2 separate regions of the Homo sapiens genome follow, and region 2 is linked to region 1. Evidence: chromatin loops called from intact Hi-C (ENCODE). Cell type or tissue: MCF 10A. All regions are shown on one strand.

The links. A loop is a pair of places that touch in the nucleus more often than their neighbours do. Peaks named below come from ENCODE experiments on the same cell type or tissue, not always from the same donor. Only the 100,000 strongest peaks of a DNase experiment are listed, where the experiment ranks them.
Region 2: it touches region 1 in a loop (8-fold over the local background); 5 of 110 quality-filtered maps call a loop at or near these places.

The regions. Positions count from the first base shown.
Region 1 is chr17:42,320,569-42,324,568 of GRCh38, reverse strand. STAT3 (signal transducer and activator of transcription 3) reads left to right here. Exons shown (of 24, transcript NM_139276.3): 18 at 944-996; 19 at 1,215-1,309; 20 at 1,426-1,565; 21 at 2,075-2,287. Among named protein-coding and RNA genes, the nearest start is that of STAT5A, 34 kb to the right of the region's middle. In MCF 10A, a CTCF peak has its summit at 1,612 (motif pointing left); a DNase peak (open chromatin) is centred at 1,618.
Region 2 is chr17:42,471,442-42,475,441 of GRCh38, reverse strand. All of the region lies in intron 5 of ATP6V0A1 (ATPase H+ transporting V0 subunit a1), which reads right to left. Among named protein-coding and RNA genes, the nearest start is that of ATP6V0A1, 15 kb to the right of the region's middle. In MCF 10A, no CTCF peak of the experiment used is centred here; a DNase peak (open chromatin) is centred at 2,091.

The sequences.
Region 1 (4,000 bases):
AGGGGAGTTGGGGAGTTGGGGTGCAGAGACAGTTTGCAGTTTTCAGTCGAGGTGATCATTTTTGAGGTGGGAGGTAGATTTCTTTTCTCCTGGTTGCTGTCTCATTCACCCACTCTATCTAACTTTAGAAGATCTTTTAAGTGTGTGTTGGAAGGTGGCACTAAAGGCTTGACATTCCCTGTCCATTTTTTTAATAAACTATAGGCTAGTTGGTTTTTTTTGTCTTATTTTATTTATTTATTTATTTTTTTGAGACGAGTCTTGCTCTGTTGCCCAGGCTGGAGTGCAGTAGTGTGATCTCGGCTCACTGCAACCTCCGCCTTCTGGGTTCAAGCGATTCTTCTGCCTCGGCCTCCCGAGTAGCTGAGACTACAGGTGCTCACCACCACGCCCAGCTAATTTTTGTATTTTTAGTAGAGACGGGGTTTTACCATGTTGGCCAGGATAGTCTCCGTCTCTTCACCTCGTGATCCGCCCACCTCGGCCTCCTAAAGTGCTGGGATTACAGGCTTGAGCCACTGTGCCCAGCGTAGGCTAGTTTTTAAAAAAGAATTAGTGGAATATTTTATGTGCCACCTGGGCTAGAAGTAGCTTTGTTCTAATAAAGCTGTTGCCACCAAATACACCTGTCTGACACCCGATGTCAGCTTGTTAGTGAGTGCTGCTGTTGGTTCCCAGCCTACCACCCGAGGTTGGGAAGAGCAGGGGGACTTGTTATATCACCCTCCATCCCTGCTGGGCTACCCAGCAACACAAGTGAGTCAAATGATGGGATAGTGTTTGTCCTCATGTGCACACACACAACAGTGCCTACCTTCAAAGATGTGAAAGCTGATTATTTTGTGGCCCATTGTGGGATGAATGTGTGTGTGTTCTGTTTTAAGAAATAACCTCTTGACCCCAAGCTGAAAATGTACTACTTGACTCTTTTTCTTTCCTTCAGGACCTGGTGTGAATTATTCAGGGTGTCAGATCACATGGGCTAAATTTTGCAAAGTAAGCAATCTTGTTAAATTCTCGTGGGAATGGGAATGCTCACCTGCACGGCTGTCGTTGAGGGCTCTGGCTTGAAGGCCCTGAACTCTTGGTCCAGCGGCCAGTAGGACCTGCCTGAAGGTAGACGGGCCTGAGGATTTGGGTGATGCACTGCACCCCTAGGAAGGGAAGGGCTGGGATGGCAGTAGACTTGGCTTTCCCATTACTCTTTTCTCCAGGAAAACATGGCTGGCAAGGGCTTCTCCTTCTGGGTCTGGCTGGACAATATCATTGACCTTGTGAAAAAGTACATCCTGGCCCTTTGGAACGAAGGGTAGGTTGGACAGAGTGTGCACAGATGTAACCAAGTCCCCTGCTCTCAGCAAGCCAGTGGCAGGGGATGGATGCCCTGTTAGCAATAACAACATTGTTCCTCCTCCTTGGCTCCAGGTACATCATGGGCTTTATCAGTAAGGAGCGGGAGCGGGCCATCTTGAGCACTAAGCCTCCAGGCACCTTCCTGCTAAGATTCAGTGAAAGCAGCAAAGAAGGAGGCGTCACTTTCACTTGGGTGGAGAAGGACATCAGCGGTAAGGGAGGCTCCCACCCACCCCACCTGCTGGTGGCTGCTGAGGCCTCATCACTGCTTCTAGTTGCAAGCACCTACTGCCCCCTGGTGGGTGGAGATGGCCTTGACTCCCTGTTTCACTCAGACTCGCAAAACACATTTGCGTGACTTCTAAATCCTTCCAGCTGAAGGATTGGTTTGCTTTGTTTTGCTTGCTCCAGTGACTATTTGTTGAGAATTTTGCAATTTAAATTGTATTCTTCATCTCTTTTTCTACTTAACCCTGTTAATATATCTTACGCAAGTAGTTATATTCAAGTTTATTTTCTATGACCCAACTAGTAGCCTCTTCTTAATTAGAAGCCAGCCTGAATATTTCCACAGTGCCAGGCCACTGAACAGGGTGTTCAGGGTCTCAACACTAGGGTGGCTTAAGTCTTTTCCCCTTCGAGGAAAGAAAAAATGGGCAGTTTTCTCTGAGATGACCTAGCTGTAGGTTCCATGATCTTTCCTTCCCATGTCCTGTGACAGGTAAGACCCAGATCCAGTCCGTGGAACCATACACAAAGCAGCAGCTGAACAACATGTCATTTGCTGAAATCATCATGGGCTATAAGATCATGGATGCTACCAATATCCTGGTGTCTCCACTGGTCTATCTCTATCCTGACATTCCCAAGGAGGAGGCATTCGGAAAGTATTGTCGGCCAGAGAGCCAGGAGCATCCTGAAGCTGACCCAGGTAGTTGTTGATTTTCCATGTTCCTGGCATTTAATTTTTGGGAAAAGTTGGAAATTTTGGGATCCTTGGAGGATAGATAGGCAAATGCCTGAATAACCTGGGGGATAATTATTTCTCCTTATGGGAAAGAATTGTAGTGAGTGCTTTTGTTGGGGTGACCGATGGGATTTGAGAGGAGAATCAGAATCACTTAGAGTAGTGTAGTTCCTGCTCCACAGAGAGTGCATGAGTCTAAAGAGGGGATACAGCCTGGGCAATATGGTGAAACCTCGTCTCTACAAAAAATCCAAAAAAATTACCCGGTGTGGTGGCACGCATTTGTAGTCGTAGCTACTTGGGAGGCTGAGGTGGGAGGATCACCTGAGCCAAGGAGTTCAAGGCTGTAGTGAGCGGTGATCATGCCACCGCACTCCAGCCTGGCTGATAGAGTGAGATACTGTGTCAAAAAATAAAAATAAAGAGGGGATCAATACACATACGTCCCCCAAAACATGCCTGAAACACGAGAAGGGAAAGTGAGGGCAGTTAACAGGATGCCCTGCTGGCACAGTGCTTCTTAGTAGATGCTAGAAGGTTTGAGGCCCAGATTTCAGCCCAGCATATGGCTTTTTGCCTGTAACTGAACCATGTCAGTGTGCCAGATGGTCTGAAGAAAGGGTTTCTGGAGGAAATTATTATTAGCTGCATGGGAGTATGGTTTACACTAGAGTAGAAGAGCTGGGAGCATCACGTTTGAAGGGGAAGACAGTGACTGGGTGGAGGGGCAAGGGATTAGTATTTAGAGTGTGCAACTATTGAAAATAAGGTATATTTTAATGTGTAAGAGGACATGTACTTATATGTTATATATAAATTATTTTAGCTGGGTGAAGTGGCTCATGCCTATAGTCCTAGCACTTTGGGAGGCCCAGGCGGGAGGATCACTTGAGCCTGGGAGTTTGAGAACAGCCTAGACAACATAGTGAGACCCTATCTATACAAAAATAATTTTTTTTAAATTAGCCACGTGTGGTGGTTTGTGCCTGTAGTCCTAGCTACTCGGGAGGCTGAGGTGGGAGGATTGCTTAAGCCCAGGAGGTTGAGGCTGCAGTGAGCCATGATCGCACCACTGCACTCCAGCCTGGGTGACAGAGCAAGACCTTGACTCACCAAAAAAAAAAAAAAAAAAAAGAGAGAGAAATTAAAAATACTGTAATCTCAGCTGGGCATGGGGGTTCACACCTGCAGTCCTAGCACTTTGGGAGGCTGAAGCAGGAGGATCACTTGAGGCCAGGAACTCAAGACCAGCCTGGCAACATAGCAAGACCCCACTACACACACACACACACACACACACAAAGAAGAGAAAGAAAAAAACGAAACAAAACTGTAATCTCTGCAGCTGTCCTCAGTGTGGAGGGGGTAGCCCTGTCTGTTCCCCTTCAGCACTTGCTGTTTTGACTCTCTGGGTTCTTTGTGCAGGTCTTGATGGGGAGTCTCTGGTTTGCCATTCTTTGTTTGATTTAACTTTCTGTAATCATAAAGCCAATGATGGGCTTTTTTTTTTTTTTTTTTTTTAGACTAAGTCTTGCTCTATCACCCAAGCTGGAGTGCAGTGGCACCATCTCGGCTCACTGCAACCTCCACCTCCCGGTTCAAGCAATTCTCCTGCCTCAGCCTCCCGAGTAGCTGGGATTATGGGCTTGTGCCACCATGCCCAGCTGATTTTTGTATTTT
Region 2 (4,000 bases), 150 kb before region 1:
ATGGGCTGGACAAGCTTGTCTTAAGGGTATCTGGGTTCTCTAATAACAACATTGTGAATATGCCTCTACATTACTGCTATGCCCTCTGGTTTCTCCATTCAGATACTGAAAACCACGCCTTACAAAAAGGAAGTAGAAGAACTTCAGTTCTGTTTCTACAGCAATTAAGTATAAATAGCACATCCAGTTCAAGCTATGTCAATTACCAAGAACAAACAATTACTGCCATCTACATCGAGAAAAAAATTATATTTCATTACTTAAGGTATTCACCTAGGCCCCAAAGGAAATGGCAGATGGGAAAAAAATAAAGAAAGCAGATGGATGGAAAACTGAGAAGGAAAGGAAAGCAGGGAATCTGCATGCCATTAACCATTACTTTTCCAGTCTTCTTTATGTTCTCATATGTTATGGTGCTTATGGTAAAAGATGCAGAGAAATCTCTCCAGCTCTTACAGTTCTTCATAAGCAAGAAGACTTAGAAAAGGATAATCATTAACAAGTCATTTTAAATGCCCTAGATAAGAAATGACTAAGTCAAATTTGTAATCATCTTTAATCATAAGACTATTCAATATGTTTATTTTTCACCTTACACACACCCTGCCAATCATAACTCCTATGCCTAAATATAGAATCATTTTCTGATTTAGCCATTTCTGCTAACTCATTACTGTGAATTATTGATTATAGTCACCAAATTACACAAAATAAGGGGTTTAAAACTGGTAGTGTTTTAGGCCCTTTGCAAATATTATAATTTCAGACACAGAAGAAAATCTCATTAAAAATCCTAAGTTTCCAACATTTGAGGGTCCCAAGTGTCCTATCTTTCGCATTATTTGAAGTGCACGCGCATGTGCAGATGCAAAGTTGTGGCAGTGACACCTGAGCCTGCTGCTACGCAGCAGCAGGGCAAGGTCTATGGAAAGGAACCTGGCTGAGGCTGTGAGCTAGTGCAAGAACAGGCAAGGCAGAGAGGTTCTTGCCAGGAGACTTGCAATGCAGTGAGACTGCTGGGAATGGAAGGGGAATTGATGACAAAAGCAGCATAAGAACCTCTCATAGCCACGGTCTTGTGCTCTAAGTACTTCCAGAGACTGGAAAAAAAAAAAAAGTTTTGAATAAAATAGGAGGGGGAGGCTGGGTGCGGTGGCTCACACCTGTAATTCCAGCACTTTGGGAGGCTGAGGCAGCTAGATCACGAGGTCAGAGTTCGAGACCAGCCTGGCCAATATGGTGAAACGCCCGTCTCTACTAAAACTACAAAAATTAGCTGGGCATGGTGGTACACACCTATAGTCACAGCTGCTCGGGAGGCTGAGGCAGGAGAATCGCTTGAACCCGGGAGGCGGCAGTTGCAGTGAGCCAAGATCGCACCACTGCACTCCAGCCTGGATGACAAAGCGAGACTCTGTCTCAAAAAAAAAAAAAATAGGAGAGGGAAAACAACCCCAGCATGAAAAGGGCACAAAGATCATGAAGACTTAGAGTCTGCCTTCTCAAAACAGGCATTTAGTGTTTAGACTTATTATTCACAAAATAAAAGTCCTAAATCCATAAATTATGATTTTAAAATATCATTTTTCCAAGTGGTTCCTCTTATTTTCATTTTTACTAAGTTCTTTTCATTAGAAAATTAATAGTTTAAATAATTATTTCCCTTAAGGGAATCCATCTATCAGTCTTTATTCGGAATTTCTCCAAAAATGAACCATAATAGGAAGCTGGCTCTCATTCTTAAACTTACGAGGTCTTGAAAGACATTTTCATATGAGATAGCAATATCTCAGCAGTAAACTAAACAGTATATCAAAAGGGAAAAAAATGGGGACAGGGAAGGTAAAAGAATTAAGCTCCAAATAATGCTAAAAGGTAGCTGAGCTCTGACTACAAGGCCAGGTTTACATCAGATCTGTGGGTAGCAGCTTGGATATGTTTAGAAAAGCACACATCTGTGAGCATATGAAAGCGTCATGTTCTGGGGTATTTCTTAAGACTGAATGATACATTCCTTAAACACAGGGACCATGTCTTACTCATCTTGTGTCTCACAATAAGTAGGTGCTCATTATATGCTCAGTGAATTAGTGAACAAAAATACAATAACGTCTGGGCAGTGAGCATGCTGGAATTCCAGGTTCATTAAAAACATACAGCTTAAGTGGCGATGCCTATTGCAAAAGACCTTAAACACTTAGAGTTAATCACACTGTCCCACACCCTCTAACGTGATGTCATTAGGGACTGGCGAAAGAAGTTACCACTAGTCTCAAAATTCTCGACTCTGTGAGCAAACTAAATAAATATTTGTACCTTCTGACTCTTGAAAGGACCAGGCAATTAAATTCATATGAGTTTTTCCCCTTTCCCTTGACCCAGCAGATCCTTTTAATTAAATGGCTTCTGAGTCAAATCCTTAAATTAGTGAGGAATGTATCACATCCTCAGCAGACCTTCTCTAGCCCAGCAGTTTTCAAACTAGCATGCCTCCGGATCACCTAGTAAATACAGACTGCTAGGCCTAACTCCCACAGTGTCTGATTCAGTAAGTCTAGGGTGGAGACTGATAATTCATACTTCTGACAAGATTACAGGTGAGTCTGCTGCTGTTGTTTGAAAAACCCCTGCTCCAGTCTAGAGAATTCTGGATATTTGATCTCCCCTCAAAAGAGAAAAATTTCTGAGATGAGGCAGTTAAAAACAATTTTTTTTTTTGAGATGGAGTCTCGCTCTTTCGCCCAGGCTAGAGTGCAGTGGTGCGATCTCAGCTCACTACAACCTCCGCCTCCCCGGTTCAAGCGATTCTCCTGCCTCAGCCTCATGAATAGCTGGGATTATAGGCGCCCGCCACCATGCCTGGCTAATTTTTGTATTTTTAGTAGAAGACGGGGTTTCACCATGTTGGTCAGGCTGGTCTTGAACTCCTGACCTCGTGATCCCCCTGCCTCGGCCTCCCAAAGTGCTGGGATTATAGGCGTTAGCCACCGCGCCCGGCCTAAAAACAATAAAAAATAAAAATAAAAACTATATATATAAATTTAAAGTACAACTGAGAACACAGCAGATGCTAACTAAAATGGGACTCTACCAGGCACAGTGGCTCACACCTGTAATCCCAGCACTTTGGGAGACAGAGGTGGATGGATCACTTGAGGCTAGAGGTTCGAGACCAGCCTGGCCAACATGGTGAAACGCTGTCTCTACTGAAAATACAAAAATTAGCTGGGGGTGGTGGTGAGCACCTGTAATCCCAGCTACTCGGGAGGCTGAGGCAGGAGAATTGCTTGAGCTTGGGAGGTGGAGGTTGCAGTGAGCTAAGATTACTCCACTGCACTCCAGCCTGGGCAACACAGTGAGACTTTGTCTCGGGAAAAAAAAAAAAAAAAAGGGCCTCTATATTTAAAAGCTTTGCCAAGTTTTCTTGTTGAGCAAAGGAATGAAAGAACTTTATGGGAAGGCACATTGAACAGTGACTGTAACAATCCCTAAAGTGTCTAATATTGTCAATCTGGTGGCAAAGACACCTGTCAAGAAGACAGTTACTGTACTTTAGGCCATCAGAAAAACCACATCCAAGTTGAAAGCTAAGACTCCTCCCCAGACTGAGTTAGGAGAAGGGAGCATTCTGGAAGCCTTGCTCCAGATCCTTTCCATGGAGTCACCTCAGCACATTGTCACCTGGACTAAGTCACCTACATTTTTTTTTTGAGACAGTCTTGCTCTGTCCCCCAGGCTGGAGTAAAGTGGCTTAATCTCCGCTCACTGCAACCTCTGCCTCCTGGGCTCAAGCAATCCCCTCACTTCAGCCTCCCGAGTAGCTGGAACTACAGGTGTGCACCACGATGCCTGTCTAATTTTTGTATTTTTTGTGGAGACGGGGTTTCACCATGTTGCCCAGGCTGATCCTGAACTCCTGGGCTCAAGTGATCTGCCCACTTCACCCTCCCAAAGTACTGGGATTACAGGTGTGAGCCACCATGCCCAACCAAGTCACCTA